2 separate regions of the Homo sapiens genome follow, and region 2 is linked to region 1. Evidence: chromatin loops called from intact Hi-C (ENCODE). Cell type or tissue: ascending aorta. All regions are shown on one strand. Each heading gives the region's core, and the rest is flanking DNA. Links, peaks and the distances in the headings are about the cores only.

Region 1 (8,342 bases), core at 117-8,116:
ATACAAACAAGTCTTTCTGGAGAAAGTCTTCTGACAATTACCTCCCGAAATAAATATACCTCAGTGACTGTCAATAGTAATAAAACCCACACAATCATTTCTTAAAGCTTTTATTGTTTGCCTGTAATTAGCATGTTGATGTGATTAAAGCTACGTTTGACTTTTGATAAACCCCAGACTCCTATAGATAACATTTCCAGCAGTTCAAAGCTGCTTTCATTAGACGCGATATTTATCTGATTTGTAACCAATCAATTGGAAATAAAACTTTCCTACGGCATGCCGTTAAAAGAGCCAGCAGCAGCCCTAGTTTCCTCAAGCCCCTCTCCTAGTCTAAGTCCTTGAACGAGATGGATTCCATATGGTTAGGAGAAAGGGGCAGGAACTGGAAAGGTATAGAATGTAGCTCTGCGAAGAGCCCCTTTAAATTCACTGCCTTATTTCTACATGCTGCTGTTGGAAGGCTCGGTAACTGCTGTAACCAATTTTCTTGAAAAATACACTTTTGTGTGGCAGCAGAAGAGCCTGCAGAACTGGGGTTTGTTAAGGGCATATTTGCGATGTTTACTCAGTTTCCATATTTTACAGTTTATGTCCGATTCTTTTATCAGACCCTTTTGATCCTGATTTTCACTTTGTGCTCTTTGACCTTCCCCCAAGTTATTTCTCCCTCTATTTCCATACTATTCCCATTGTATATATTCTTCCTTCCCCGCTTCCCTCCCTGTCTTCCTTCTCCTCTTCCTTCCTTCCTTCCTTCCTCCCTCCCTCCCTCCCTCCCTCCCTCCCTTCCTTCCTTCCTTCCTTCCTTCCTTTCCCCTTCCCGCCTTCCTGGCTTTTGGTTTTTATACATTTGTCTTCTATAACAATATTTAGTTTGCAACCAATTTAATTTTCCTTGTGCAAAATTACAAAACTCTACATTCTGAAGTTTTAACAAGTACATTTTCAAAAATTTATCCAACTTAGCAAATATGCCGAAGATGTGCTAAAGGTCCCCAAGTGTTAGAGGAGTGCTGAGCTGCTAACAGCATCCCTACATTATCACTGTTGTGACGTTGCATCCTACATCTTTTCTGTGTAATTTTGCCACAAATGCATTTATTCTTTTCTCGGTAGAAAGAATAAGGAAAAAGGAGAGAAAGAAAGTCAATCCACCTTCAAAATCTGTATATATTTATTCAAAGCACTTCTTCTCTCTTGCCCTCCATACTCACCAGACATTTTATATTTTTAGAAATGAAATAGGGGAAGGAAAATATTTTCTATAATGGAACTAGTGTTGACATGCAAACCTTTATGGATTTCCAGCCATGCCTCATTAAAATCTCTCTTTAAATGTATGGTAAACATGTGCATAAATGTTATATATGCTATGCTTTTAAAACGGTTTTAAAATGAATGTACACAAACAAAATATTTTATTGCTATTAAAACAAAAACATGAAATCTATATCTGTGAAGCCATTTACACTAATCTGAACATGTTCAAAGGCCTTCCATTTGTATTTAATTGTACAGTTTCTCAGCACTCATTTCAAATGTTTTCTCAAACACTGTAATTTATAACTTCATAGATAACCCCATATAATTACAATTTTACTTAAGCACATATGTCTTTGCATTGATAATTCAAGGGCATTGTCTTGAAAATGCCAGTTCTTTCTAATCTTAAAATGACGTTATTTATGACATTAAATATCTTGGAAATGAATACCATTTATATATGTATAATCTAGAGGCAGTTGCCCTTAAAAACTGAGGAAATAGGAGGAGGAATTATTGCTGAAAAATGAATGACTGAGATGATAACAAGATAGGATGTGACAAATATGTCTCTACTGATCTGAGCTTTATGAATATGCTTATAGCCAGGAGAATTTCTGAGAATGCCGGTCTCATGGAAAAAGTCCGTAGTATATACTATGTGCCTCTTGAAAGCAGCTTTTCTCAAACAGTTTAAATATTTCCTTTTCCGTTTATTTTAGAAATCATTAAAATCCATTTTTAAAAAGTCAACTGTAATGTAGTTCTTCACTTTCAATGCATTCCCTCATTTCTCCATTTCCTAATTAATAAAAATCAAGGTAAGTCACTTGGCAAATATATCATGCTACCAAAACAAAAGATATTCTCATCATCTTGATTTTGGATCCATTAATTTAAGATTATGAATCACATATTTTTGGATCTGTATTTTTACTTAACTGTAAAAAGTTAAGAATATTTTAGAAACTAAAGCTAGAATTTTTTTTGCACATTGATTTACTGTATTTCAGCATCCACATGATCACTAAGATAACAGAGATTCAGAGCATTATGAACTTGAGCAGTTCCTTTAAAATATATTCTGCACATAACTAAAACCACAGCAATACAAGTAATAGAAGGAAAAATGGTTTGCTGATTTACAAAGAGAAATCATGTATTTGCCACTTTATTCTCATAGGCGCTATCTGGTTGAAGCTCCTCTGAGAATAAAACTGCAGAAATACATGATTTCTCTTTGTAAATATGTAAACTTGAAATATCTCATCAAATAACTGAAAATAGAGAAGGAAGTCTGGTCTAGCTGGATTTTTTTTGTCGGCGTTTAAGCATGTGTGTACATACGTGTGTGTTTATGTGTTTGTGTATAAGGACACATAGGTGACCATGGCACCGTGATTTAGCTGTAAGGTTTTTTTTATAATTTACTTCTCTTGGACCAGCTATTGTATACATGTATAACTTTTTTCTTCTTTTGGTGGAGAGAACATACATTTATCTAGTCATCGACTATAATTTCACAATGACAAATATCAGAATGAAAACTGAAACATCTAGCCAGCTATCTGGATTGTTTCCCTTTACAATGCCAAAAGCAAGGTGTTTGAAAATCATCGAGGCACAGGCCTCATGTTTTCAGTTTTTAATCCAGATGTTTGGAATCATGTAGATACAGCCACAAGCTCTGTTCCCTCTCTGCTGAGGGAGCCTGTCATCTGTAGACAAGGAGCATTTCAAAAGTCCTCAGTGGAGCAACTGCAGAAGTGATTGAAATGACATTCTCCAGGCTGCATAACTAAAGACAGGAAAGTTTGGACATTTTTCCTTACAGGTAGCCAAACCAAGTCATTCCAGTTCACATCTCTTTTCTTATATCTTGAGGTAATTTTCTCCCACATCAGTCTTTGCACTTGTGTGTGTTAATTTCTTTATTTTTGGTTCCTGAAACTAACATGCTATTTTTAAAAACTCTATACATAATTCTATAGAATTTTGATTTTGTTCATAAATCCCATGCACATCATCAGCAAATAGCCCTGTGTTTCACATCTCTGAAAATAATTTTCTGATACAGGAAAAGAATCTCTTCATTTTAAGTGTGACCTGAAGATAGAGTGAGCTTCCTGCTGCACGGGTAAGTTTTTCAAAAATACAGACTGTCCATGAACTTGAGCAGGTCTAGACAGGAAGAAATAGTTCAGTTTCTACTGTCCTATTAGACTACAGGGCTAATTCAAGTTTAACTAACTCTCAATTTGTTAGAGAAATTGACTTTGCCTTATTTTTCTTACATGCTAATTTGAAGCACACTTATGAGTATTTTCTGGTGTTAGTCATTCTGAAGTCTAATCACACATTAGTGAAAATAATAACACCACCTTAAATCCATTCAAGTTCCCCAAACAAGAAGGATGAGGACAAAGATGTACCCTGACAGTGTGTTTCACTTTATAGTACAGAATAATATTCATGATGCCCTTTAAAACTTACTCCATATATATACAAAGGTATAGATGCAAAATTGTTTGCTTAGATTTAGAAAAAGCAAGCATTTTTTTAGGGCTATATGTGGTTACATAGCTAGTGTGACTGTACTTTTCGTTTTTCCACAAGTCAAAACATACTGTGACAAGGCCAGTTAAAAAGAGTTCCAATAAAACATAACATAGTTCAGTAAATAAATGAATATAGAAACTTCTATTCTATGGGTGTCTAAAAACTAATTCTTAAAAAGTAACTCAAAGGATTCTTCTGAGGGAAGTCCTCCACACAACATGGCAGTGTTGAGTAAGTCTGTTCACAAAGAAGGTTTTGGGAAAGCTGCAGACTCTCACAGAGAAGTGGTCAAAGGCGGCATGCATTTCTATTCCCAAACATGTCTCGGTGCCACTCTTTGGAGCCTGGCTCCTTCTACGCTGTATACAGGTTTGATGGAGTCAGACAGCGTGGGCTCCAGAGACTCTATTTGCTCTGATCTTGGTAATTTTTGCAGAGTCACTATAGAGCCCAGAAGAAAGAACACCAAAAGAGAAGTTTTTTAAAAAGAAAAGAAAAGGAAAAGGAAAAAAAGAAGAAAAAAGAACAGGCACTCTCAGCTCCAACGGAAGCTATGCCAAGAAGCAACTAACCAAAAACAGACTGAACAGAGACGAGAAATGAGGAAAGAATAAAATGGTTTGGAGTCAGGCTGACAAATGCACGAGAGAAAAATTCACGTGGTTTCAGAGAAGTACTTGGCAACTATCTCAGAGATTCGTGTGTGTGTGTGTGTGTGTGTGTGTGTGTGTGTAGTTTTTTATTTTTTTTCTGGAAGAATATTTTGCAAATTCTTCTTACTGAAAAAGATGAGTTATTTTCCTTCTTTTAAATCATGAAGAAATCATCCCTATTCCCCCACTTCCCCCCTCCACCCCCGCAAAGTCTGCCTCCTCTAACAACGCAGTTTTCAGTTTTAAGATGTTTTATTGAGTTGAAACACTACATCATTTCCTATGGTCTCTAACCAAAAAGAATACTAAACCCCAAATGTGTCAGTCTATTGTTGTTCAACTCAGTTCCTAACACCCCCTTATAAGGAGATAGGGACCATTCTGCTTGTTTCATTCAGTCCATTTCAACAAAAGCAGAGCAGTTGTTTCAAAAGAAGGCGGAGCGCACTGCGGGCCAATTTTGATTCTGCATTACTTTGAGTAGTCTAAGCAGCCTCCAGGCTGAGGTCTGCAAGCATTTGGCTTATTAGATCTAATCCACTGATGGCTTGTGTGGTAATGAATGTCTGAAATGCTTGTCTATGATTAGGAATTGTTAATGCTGTCCTCATGGGCTCTGCTGAACTTTCCTGCTAGTAAGCAGGGGCTTAACACACTCAAATCATCCATGGAAGTTAGTGAGCTGGCGACACCCAGAGAGAAAACTTGCCATTGTGATGCTAATTTCCCTCTCACCTTTGACCAGGAGTGAGTAATTATATATAATTTGTAGAAACAGTTCTTCTGGAATGAATAAACACAAGGGAAACAGGGAAGTTTGCTTAAACTCATTGAATACCTTCAGGGTAAGAAATACAAAGGTAGTCTGAACTTAATTATTTCCCTCTGCCCTATCATCAAAGCACTGGCAGATTTTAACTGCTCTGAAAGTTAAGGCAACAGTGTGAACATTCTTATTTAGACCCCTTCCTGCAACTCTACAGAAACTAGATTTGATGAAGCAAAGATGCTCGGAACAGTTGCCAGAGACTTTTGTTTTCTTCTGTGATAGATGTGTTGTAAAGGCATTGATACTGTTTAATCATGACAGTAATGACTATACAAAAGGGTAGCATTCAAGCATCTATTTTCTGTGCTTCTCCCTTGACACTCCACTCCTCCTCCTGCCTCCATGTGTCAACCTTAACCAAGTTGTGTTAGGATAGACACACCTGGAAAGTTGATGGCTCCCACCTCTAGGGTAACTGCCATTCTTCCCCTGAGAACATTTGTGTAGTGTCTGAGTTCTCTGTGCCTTTGAGAGAAGTCTCTTGAAATACGTGTTCTATTTGTGTTCCCATTTCCAGTTTTTTTTTTTTTTTTTTTTTTTTTTTTACATAAGAAGTGAGCTCCTCAAAGGGCTAAAACTCTGAGTGGTGCAGTTAGAAGACAAAGTCAAAGCAGCTGTGATGTGGACAACAGCGATGATCCAGGGGTACAGCACTAATCCCTTTTCCAGGATAGACAGTGATAGCTGAAGGACATGCATCTTAAACACAGTCCACCATAATGTTTGTAGTGTAATATTGACTGAAATACCATTTCTATCAATTTCTACTACTGATTGAAAGTTCTGGATAAGGGAAAGTCAAATCTGGCCCCTCCTATGTATTGGAAATAGCAGGGGCATTAAAGTGAGACAGATTGGGATTCACAAATTAACTACATGATATATTAGCTGTGTGTTCCTTGACTTCCCTGAACTTCAATTTTCTTACCTTTAAAATGAGCACCACATCAAGGAAGTTTTAAGATAAGATACAGAAAGTGCTTGGTAATATTAAAACAAAACAAAACTTGACACTCAATAAAAGCTAATTGTTTCTTCCACCCTAAAAACAAAACAACAATTTTTGCAGTGAACAATTTTGTTGCAAATCATTCTAATGTCCGGTTTTCAGCTGTCTTTGATAATTGGTGGTCTTGCTATGCCATAGCTATTATATTAGATCACGAGAGAGTCGTGTAATTGTAGAAGTTATAGGAGACATGATGAAAAATGTCTTACTCTGAAATTTACCTTTAGTACCAAATATCCATAAACAGGTTTTTGCGCTGTAATAATAATCATCATACCATGATTTTTTTAGCATTGTGGTGTGAGCCATAGATAAATTATTTCATTTATTTCTCATTACAATGTTATGAAGTACTTATTTCTGTTCTACAGATGAGGGAATGAAGATTCAAAATGGTAAAAAAAAAAAAAAAAAAAAAAAATTCCACTACACAAATAATGGAGATGAGATTCAAACCCGGGTCCTCTTGGCTAAATCCCAAGCTCTTAACTGCTGTGTGTATACTGCCTTATGCTACTGAATCACATAGTACAGAATCCATCATAGCAACTCTATAGATCTTCATTTAGACTCTGCTCAAATACTCATTTTTCCATCTGTGAGGTGACTCATGTCACTTTTTGATAACTCTGTTTTTCTATAGGTCTTTACTTTGAATCTGATGATCATCACTGTAAAGCCAGGAAGAACATTTAAACAAGGGGCAAAAATGTGCTATCATAGGTGGTAAAAGAAAAGAAAAAGCTGCTGAATTCTCTACAAGTCTCCTAGCCATTATCTGGCTTGTAGTAATATTGCTCAGGGTCGTTAAGTATTATTTTTCATTTGTTTGAATATTTTCATGGCTGACATTTTAGAACCGCCCTTGCCATATGTGGCTATCAAGAAATTGAAATGTGGCTAGTTCACACTGAGATGTGCGTAAGTGCAAAATAGACCTTGGATTTCAAAGACTTAGCACAAAAAAAAAATGTGAGATACCTCATTAGTTGATTACACATTTAAATGATAATATTTGGATATGAGTTAAATAAACACATGTTAAAATTATCTTCACCTGTTTCTTTTCACTTTTTAAAATGTGGCTACTAGAAATTTTTACATTACATATATAGTTTACATTTGCAACTTGCATTGTATTTCTGTTGAACAGCATTGTTCTGGAACCTCAAAAGTGGAATGTACCAGATGTTTGAAATCTATCAAATCCACACCTTGCTCCAGATAGTCTCAGAGAACAATAAAAGCAAATGCTTATTCAGCTTCCATCCTATCCTGCTTTAACGCTTTGACTACAAGGTCCTTAGAACGCATGGAGAGATATTTATCCTTTGGCCAGAGGCTAGTGCTAAAATGAATATCCCTTAATCATCCTAATTTAAGGTTCATAAGAATTATTTCTTTTATACCAGAAATATTGCTTTGTGTTATAGGCAAATGCATGGCCTTATTCCTTAAAAACCATGGAGTCAGCTTTGGAAAAATTTGGGCATTTGCCCCCACTTTTTCTGGGTGTGGGTGGGTGTGGAGGAGTGATGTGGAGCAGAGGACAGATAGATAGCTATATTAAACAGACTTAAGGCCCAAGGAGGCTCAAGTACCACCTTGAGCATCCATGATGAACATAAATGTCTTTCCAAATCCCGATTCTCCATCTGAACACAACAGAACACTATCCAGAGTAACCAAACACATTGAAGACCCGAGTTGGTTCTGATAACTGTTCCTTGAGAAATAAAATGGTGTTTCCAACCACCCCACCTAGAAATGGTTTGTTCAGGTTACAGAGAGGCAGCTACAACTGATTTCCATCTTGGAGGAAGGAATTGTTTCCGTCAGCCTGCCTGCCTCTGCGTGCCTGCCTCCACCTGCCTGCCTGCCTCCACCTGCCTGCCTGCCTGGAATTGCAGCTGAGCCATATTTAGCCTCTAAAGCTAGATGTTTTAGTGCCTGGCTCTTTTTAACTGGCATATGTTAAGAGCTTTGAATTAACAGGTGCATAAAAACTGTCAAAAAACACTTAAAT
Region 2 (8,342 bases), core at 108-8,107, 370 kb after region 1:
GACCTCAAAGTCCATAAAGGAAGAGTCAGGGTTCTCAGGAGCAACGTCCCCCTCCCTGTGTCTCTGGGGTACCATCTTTGTCAATACAGGTGCTGCCTGCCTCACTGGCATACAACAGCTGAGGTCTGTGGTCAGTTTAACTTTCCATCTAGTAGGTCTTAGCTTGGGCTTGGCAGGGCTCAGCAGTGACCCTTGGCTGGCTCTGCCTCACCTCAGCTCCTATTGGTGTTAGAGACCCTTATGAGGTTTGGCTGTGACTATCATTAGGCCCTAGTTCGAGGGTTCTGCCTTGCAACTCCTGCTACAGAATTGTTTCACCCTCCCCAATACAGTGACACCCACTTTGCCAAGTTTCCTAACCAGATTTCCAGTTCTTTCTGGAATTTGTCTGTGCACAAGGGAACCAAGCATGCCTCAGGAAAGGATGACCTCAGAGTTTCTTCTGCCTGAGCTCACTACATTCTCTGGTTGATTTGACTGTGACCCAGGTTAGTTTAGGGCAGCCTGTAAGCTGGCCACCTCCCAAGTCCTAACCGGCTTCTTGGAGCTTACTATTTACCTTATAGTAAATGGGGAGAGAGATGTTCGATTGCTTCACTGATTTACTCTCCCACCCGCTTTATCTCACAATCCCTAGAGCCAAAAGAGGGGCGGGCTTTTCTTTTACTACCCTCTGCGGCCATGGAGCTCGCCTGGGGATTGTAGCAGAAGAGTCATCTTCTCTATGCTAGAGGGGTGTTCTCAGAGAACGAGCACTTCAAGCTAAGTTGTTCATATACCAAAGGAGCAAATAATTTATTTGGAACAAACTTTCTCAACAATGCCTGGCTGCCTCTCAAGCCTATTGTTTTGTTCAAAATCTATCTTGTATGTTAGAATCTGACTAATTCCTATCTATCTGGTTGAATTCCTTATAAAACAAATTATAGTTTTCTCCCAGGCTAACAGATAGATGAATGAATTTGAAGCACTGGGATGAAGATCTTATATTCCAAGAGATAGAATGAGGAGCACATATTTCCAAAATATATCATTACCAATTAATTGGCAATTCATTCTAAATTCATTCAGTAGTTCTTTCCACAAAGACAGCTGAATAAAGGGAGTCTCTTAAGAGAACTAAGCTCAGGATGGATGGTAGTAATGCAGAGAGAGAGAACAGCACACAGAAGCAGTTTGGTGATATGCCAAGGGAGACATGCTGGATCTCCAGAGAGAAGAGGAGGAAAGCTGTAGAATGCATTTTGCAGTGTGTCTAGGACCCACATAGCCAAATATTACAGTGGGAGAAAAGGAGCTGAAGCATGAATCAGTCTGCAATCCAGCAAAAGATTTTGAGGAGAGGACTGAAGTAACGAGCTAGGGCAGCGATTTTGCATTTTATAAGGACTAGAACTTAGAGTCAGTCGTTTTGGTTAATGGTGTCGGAGTACATAGAACCTTGTTCAGAAATAGGTCAAATATATTCAGTTGATTGTCCATGTGTGGTCCTTTGGACTATGGGACCAGGCTTAAAATTTAGGAGATGATGATAGTGGGCGGTCCAATAGAATGTTCCAAGAGGAATTAACAAGAACACCTCAAGAGAAACTGACTTTAAAATCTTTACTAACTAGATAGTTTATATTTGATTAAAAGATGGATAATTGCTTATAATCAGAAATGTATACCTGCAGTCTAAATGCCATTTTGCTACCTACAAAGCCATGGAAAATTAATAGGCAATTTACTCTTGACTTGGAAGAGAATTATATAATTTTAAAAGTGTATTTTTTTCTTAATTGTGTCATCCCATCGCTGATATCAGCATTTGTTGAGCATCACTGACTAGAAAAGAGATGGAAGTTAGTAAAACAAGCCAACCTAGCATTAAATTGCTCCTCTGAGAGTAGAATATGTTCTTCATTTATTGACTATGCATAGGATTTACAAAATAATCCCAGGCACTTGGGGATACAGAATAAAGATTACTGATTCCTGCCGGAGCCCCAGAGGGCAAGGCTGCAGTGAGCTGAGATCCCGATGCTGCACTCTAGCCCAGAGTAATAGAGTGAGACCCTGGGTCAAAAAAAAAAAATGTACTGATTCCTATCCCCAATGAGATTATGGTCTAATGGGAAAGAAATAAAACATACAAAATCAACACAAATACACACAAATGTACACAGCAATTACAAGAAGGAGGTGACTGTATGGAATCAAGAATTAGGCTGATTAGTTGGGGAATGGTTAGGTAAACCTCAAAAGATGTATAAAGGAAATAGGGATATAGTATGAAGGTTGTTATCAATGTACTTTTAGAGAAAATTTTAGTTTTATGACACTCCTTAATGTCTAAACCTGTAGCATGTAATCTCCAACATCTAAGAAAGTTTATTTCTAAGACTTACCACCTAATACCCCCAAATAACCACAACGTTTAAAGATATGTTACCAACCTCATGAACTGCTATTTCTCTAATTAAAAAAAAAATCTAAATTACATATCACAGAGCTTGCTATGGTATATTAGTAGATATATGTATGAAGACATACATATACCAACTCAGACTTGCCAGGTATCAGCAGTTGTGGTATGGATAGTATAGGATTTCCCTCTGTATCCCATCAATTCTTCCTTTTGCCCTGCCTCCCTTTACCATTACAATGAACATTCCAATGAGCATGCGTTTGCGCACTGGGACAGCTGCAGAAAATCATATACTGCGGCCGGGCGCGGTAGCTCACGCCTGTAATCCCAGCACTTTGGGAGGCTGAGGCGGGCAGATCACGAGGTCAGGAGATCGAGACCATCCTGGCTAACACGGTGAAACACCGTCTCCACTAAAAATACAAAAAAAAAAAAAAAAAAAAAAAAAATCAGCTGGGCGTGGTGGCGGGCGCCTGTAGTCCCAGCTACTCGGGAGGCTGAGGCAGGAGGATTGCTTGAACCCGGGAGGCGGAGCTTGCAGTGAGCCAAGATCGCGCCACTGCACTCCAGCCTGGGCAACAGAGCGAGACTCCATCTCAAAAAAAAAGAAAAGAAAAGAAAAGAAAATCATATACTGCAACCTATTTAGAAGCCTGATGTGAACATGGTTTTAACTGTCTTCTGCCTTGAATCTTCTTTTCTGTTTCTCCAGGCCAGAGGAATTGGGAGAAGGATCGTCAATCCATGACGTGGCTTGTTTTAATAACTTCATCTCTTTACTAGTCAGTGATGCTTAAGAGATGCTGATATCAGGAATGGGATGACACAATTAGGAAAAACAATACACTTCTAATGTATTTCTGATCATAATTATGTCCTCAAGACAAAATTTCCATAAAGGAAGAAATTAAGAGCAGAGACAGTGAGAAAGCATATCCTTTGTCCAAGGGGTGAGCCAGAAGACATATCCCATTAGGAAAATAATGAACCAGAAATAAAAAAGCATTAATACAAAAGAATCTAGAAAAAGCTTGGAAGGGCTCTGGAATTCTACAGGCTGTGGCAGTCATTTGCCTTGCCAAAAACCCGCCCAGCTGTTCTTTAAAAAAGAAACAATAAAAGCCCACAGGGACCAAAAACATTGGCTAATAATTTTTGAATCCATCTCCAAAATTTATTCATCTCTGCCAAGGTCAGGTTTGGTCACCGCATGACTGGAGGTCTGGGCATGCTATTCCCAGTTTTATTTTTACAGTAGTTATGGAGCCCTTTATATTTTCAAGGGCCCTCCTGTCACTTATTACCCACCCATCCAGACCACCCACTCACACTCCCACACACAATATGTCCAGACACACCCACAAATACCCAGATTCTTTCAACCTTATGGTGGTTCAGGCTATAGGAATACTGTTTGCTCCAAAGGACTTTGCTTTACATACTTGGAATTTTCCAAAATAAATCTGTTTCCCTCTCTGGGGACCAATCTGTGGATGTTACCACTAGGCAAACATTTATGGAGCACCTACTGTGTGTAAGGCACAGATGAATGTGTGGGCTAAAAGAAACTCACCAGGAGGCAGAGAAGTCCAAGAGTTCCACTCTGCTGAGGAGGCATGTGTGTGTGTGTGTGTGACAGAGAGACTGTGTGTGTGTGTGAGAGTGTGTGAGAAAGTGTGTGTGTGTGTGTGTGCACGCTTTGGGGTGTATATCTGAATCAAGAAAAATTTTCTTCCTGCCACCCACGTTTCCCCTTTCCACCTTCCTTTCTCTTGTCTCCTTGGTTCATTTTTTTCTCTCTAGTTCTTCATCTTGTGTAAGTATATGTCTCTATTGTTTCCATCCCTCCCCTGTCTTTTTTTCTGCTAAGACAAAACCACCCTAGAATCTCTGTCTGATATGGAGGCTATCACTGTGCTTTTCTCACTTCCTTAAAAACCTTCATGAGAGTAGTTGCTGTGGCCATACAAGTCCTACAAACATAAAAGGAGGGAAAAATGCTTGTCCCAACTCATAAAAACTGGCTCTGAGGACACTACATTCCTCCACATCCTACACATTGGTATCTGCCTATCGGAAAGACCAGGAAGGAGGTGCTCCCGCTGCTGCTGTGCGGTGCAGAACGCTGACTGCAGTGTGGACTCGCAGCCTTCCCAAACCTCCCTGAGCCCTGACCCCTTAAGATAATTTATGAGGTGTCAGGATATTCTGACCACAAGGTCGGAATAGAATGGTTTTTACACGTCAGCTGCCATGAAAGAGAAACAATTTAATTCTGTTTCACTCTGGCACTGTCTGTTTTCACAATGAACAGGGGATTTGGGTCGCCTTGAGATTATTTGTCTAAGCACAGACCAAGACTGCTGCTAAGACTTGAGATGTCTGATTTCCACTCTGGCTTCCTTCTCCTTTCTTCCCAGATAGAGAGGGAGGCACTTGCCTTTCCTATTGTACCAAAATGGGACCGGAGTCCATTTCACCCAAGCAACTGCTGTGTGCTGGTGAATAAAGTAGATTTCTTATGTCACTTCCATCAAAGAGTGGTTTGAGTAAGGAAGGGGTATGAGAGAGTCCTCTCCTAAATTCAGCAGGCCCCGTGGTCTCGGCCAAATCGTGGTCTTGAGTCTGAAGCAGTGTTTCCCTTGGCTTGGAAGCTCAGCCTCCTGGCTCCTCTTGAAGCTACAGAACCATAGACATTCCGCTGAGTAGCCTGAAGCCCTGCCTGCCAGGAAAACCCAATGTCTCCTTGGAGAAATCTCAGAGTAGGAGTGCAGCTTCACCCAGCAGCCAAGAAGACAATCTCAAGGCAAGTCGGCTTTCCCAGGACCTCCCCCGACAACCCTCTCCTCTAAGCCAGACTGGGAAGGTCATCTGAGAATCACAATTTGACATATGATTTCACTATAAAACACTCACCCAGGAAGCTCACATAATAGGAAGGGGTCCCTGGATTCCTGAGCCTAGAAGCAACAGGACTTTTGGGATGGTTCATGTGGTCTTCTTTGCTAAACTCATCTTCTGGGATCTGGCCACATGTCAGGCACTAGAAATATGTTTTATCAATATTTTAAAATGTAAATGGAATGAAGTAAATCTCTACACAGATAGGTAATCATCTTTAAGAAATATTAAGTGAAAAAGAAAGGGTACGACACAGAATAATATGGTGCCATGTGTATAAAAAGAGGCAGCTAGATAGTAAAATATACTTAATTAGACATAACTTAGGAAAACAGAAAGAGCTTGTTTGAGAGTCTGTCTTTAGAAAAGAGAACTAGAAGCCTGGGGGGATAGGAATTCAAATGATTTTCTTCTCACTACATTTTGGGGGGTATTTTTCGAACTTTTTTTTAACCAAAAACTCATGCTACAATTTTCAATTTAATTAATAAAGTAAAACCCCAGATAAGGTAAAGGGAAAGGAGGAGTAAGATGGAAAGCAAATAATTTTAGCTTAATGCCAGGCCAGCCAATTCTCAAAAAACCTCTCCCCTCAATTAAAGCAACAAATTCTTGGTGGGAAGGGTAAATAAGCTATTTTGTAAATGACCTCTTTGAGTTCCCTTAATAGTAGTACTTAAGTGCTTTTGGAAGAATTCCTTACTTTCATGTGGGTGAGAAGATTACTCCCCCCACAAAAAAAAATCAGTCAATGGGATAGCGGCTCCTATAATTTAATATCCAATAAGCCTCAGTTTCAAACAAAGTGCTGAGTCAAACTGGTTTGCTTGCCCTTCTGCTCTAGTCAGAGTTTCTAAAGTTTCTTCTCTCTACTATTGTCCCAGTTATAATTATCTTTCCCATTTCCAGACAATGTTATTTATCCAAGCCAGGGAGATGTATAGGAAAGAGCATTGACTCCTAGGTAAAATAGCATATGGTACTACTCTGTCTCTGTATTAACATGGAAAATCATTTCATCTCTCTGGGCTTCAGTTTCCTCATCTGTAAAGAGAAAGATTTGAATGAGATACATTACCTTAAAATGCCTTAAATATTATAAGTCTCTAATTCTATGAAAATACAGTTATTAGGCTGCATGCAGATGGAGAATGGAACATTCTGCAGGCTTGTCATGGAGTTCCACAGTTCCATCTGACCATTAGGCAGACGCATATATGAAAATACCTTCTGAATTAATAATTATGAATAATTGGGCTGCTGTCCCAAAGATAAGACTTCACCACTAGACCACAAAAACAAGATTCTGAAAGTCCATTCTGCCTTGCCATATGACAAACAGAAGAAACTACTACATTATAAGAACTACTACATTCAGAGGTATCCTGATATTGCCCCAAGACCTTGGAATGGATGGCCCACTGCTCCATTCATTATCTGAGAGGCAGAGCTTGCCACTGAGTGATACATCCCTGCTTAGACAAGAAATGCCACCAAAATGAAGGTCCCTCTTCCCATTCTCCATCCCATTTCAGGTGTCTGGAATATCAGAAGGTATTTCTTCTATGTCAGTGAAAGACAATGTACTCTGGTAGAGCAGCCTAGTAGTGCTATTATGGTCCAGGTGCACCAGAAAGCCCAGTGACATGGTGAGAAAGAGAAAAAAAGAACTGCCAGGACAGTAGTGCCCATTAACCCATGCTATTCTCAGAGGCGATGACCTAAGAACTCAGTGGGTAAGCAGCCAACCTGAAACATGTCTGATTATTATTTTGCAAATTTCTTCCCCTCCAACATGTTTCCATTCAAAATATAACTGATTCTCATTTCTTTCCCCAAACATTGCAATTTATCATTGCCATGTGTGTCCTTTTCTCCTCAACCTTATAACACAGTCTTGATTGGTCTTCTTTATTAGCTATATTTTTACCATTTATAACCTTGCCATGGCTTCAGTATTCTAAGACGCTAGGTAAAACACAGACACTAGACAGATAATATAGTCCAGGGGTTAAGAACATGAACTGTGGAGCTAGAATATCCAGGTTGAATTCCAGCTCTGGCCTTGACAATATGGCAGCTAGAGTAGATCACTGGTGACCAGTAGCTTTGAACCTGCGGCTCATGAGCCTGTATGTCCCCAACCAAGAGCTGTTGGACCAGGCTCTGCTCTGTCACAAGAAGGTTGTTGATCATTTAGAGAATTCAAACGATGAAAGGCTCCTTGATAAAATATCCAGAAATGAGCTAGATTGGTGAAGGCTCTAGTTGGTAGTAATTTAATGAAATTGTTTCAAGTGAATGAAAAGGAAAAACTTATGGCTTCCAGGTTTTAAATACTTGGCTGTGGTTCTGAAATTGATCCAAGTTTATTAACCATTGAATAGGTTAAGGAAAAGTGGTTGAAGAAGCCATGACCATCAAAAGCAGAGATATTGAAAAGGAACTATGCCTTTCTCCCATGAAGCTGCACTGCTCCATGCTAACTGAAGATGCAATCACAGTGGCCCTAATAGACTGCAAACTGAAAAAGAATTCTAAGAAAGGAGAGGCAGAGAAGAAATGAGCCAATAGATAAAATTCCATTGGATAAAGTCAGTTGTTTACCTACTCTCAGTGTAATCACCTTAGATGTTAAAAAGTCTCTTATGCTATCATTAAAGAGCTATGGATATGCACAATATTTTGCTGTTCAAATTGTTGCTCTAATACAACTTAATTACATACATTACTTGTTCAGAGTTCTTTGGTTTTTTTAGCTTCCTCATACAGCCTTAACTTAATTGATATTTATTGTGAATTATGTAACTGTGGCTAAGACAGCTTCTTGATGAATTGGTAATGATTTCCAAAGAGTGCTTATATTTAAGAGTGAAGTATATAAATATTCAAATTTTCCCAAATCAATTTGTAATGAAAGAGATGTTATTAAAATTCTCAATATGATTATTTGAAAGGGCCAATCATTGTGCATAAATAACATTATTGGGAGAATGTAAGAAACCAACAACAACAAAAAAAATCATAGGTC

What was found. A loop is a pair of places that touch in the nucleus more often than their neighbours do. Peaks named below come from ENCODE experiments on the same cell type or tissue, not always from the same donor. Only the 100,000 strongest peaks of a DNase experiment are listed, where the experiment ranks them.
Region 2: a loop joins it to region 1, with 2.3 times the contacts of the local background. A loop is called at or near these places in 1 of 110 quality-filtered maps.

What each region holds. Positions count from the first base shown.
Region 1 is chr1:170,583,238-170,591,579 of GRCh38, reverse strand. No RefSeq gene overlaps it. Among named protein-coding and RNA genes, the nearest start is that of GORAB-AS1, 55 kb to the right of the region's middle. In ascending aorta, for the core only: no CTCF peak of the experiment used is centred there; a DNase peak (open chromatin) is centred at 4,939; H3K4me3 peaks cover 1,555 bases; H3K27ac peaks cover 2,723 bases.
Region 2 is chr1:170,210,542-170,218,883 of GRCh38, reverse strand. The region is part of intron 1 of LINC01681 (long intergenic non-protein coding RNA 1681); the gene reads right to left. It also overlaps the pseudogene ISCUP1. Among named protein-coding and RNA genes, the nearest start is that of LINC01681, 40 kb to the right of the region's middle. In ascending aorta, for the core only: no CTCF peak of the experiment used is centred there; DNase peaks (open chromatin) are centred at 3,593 and 5,133; H3K4me3 peaks cover 526 bases; H3K27ac peaks cover 3,070 bases.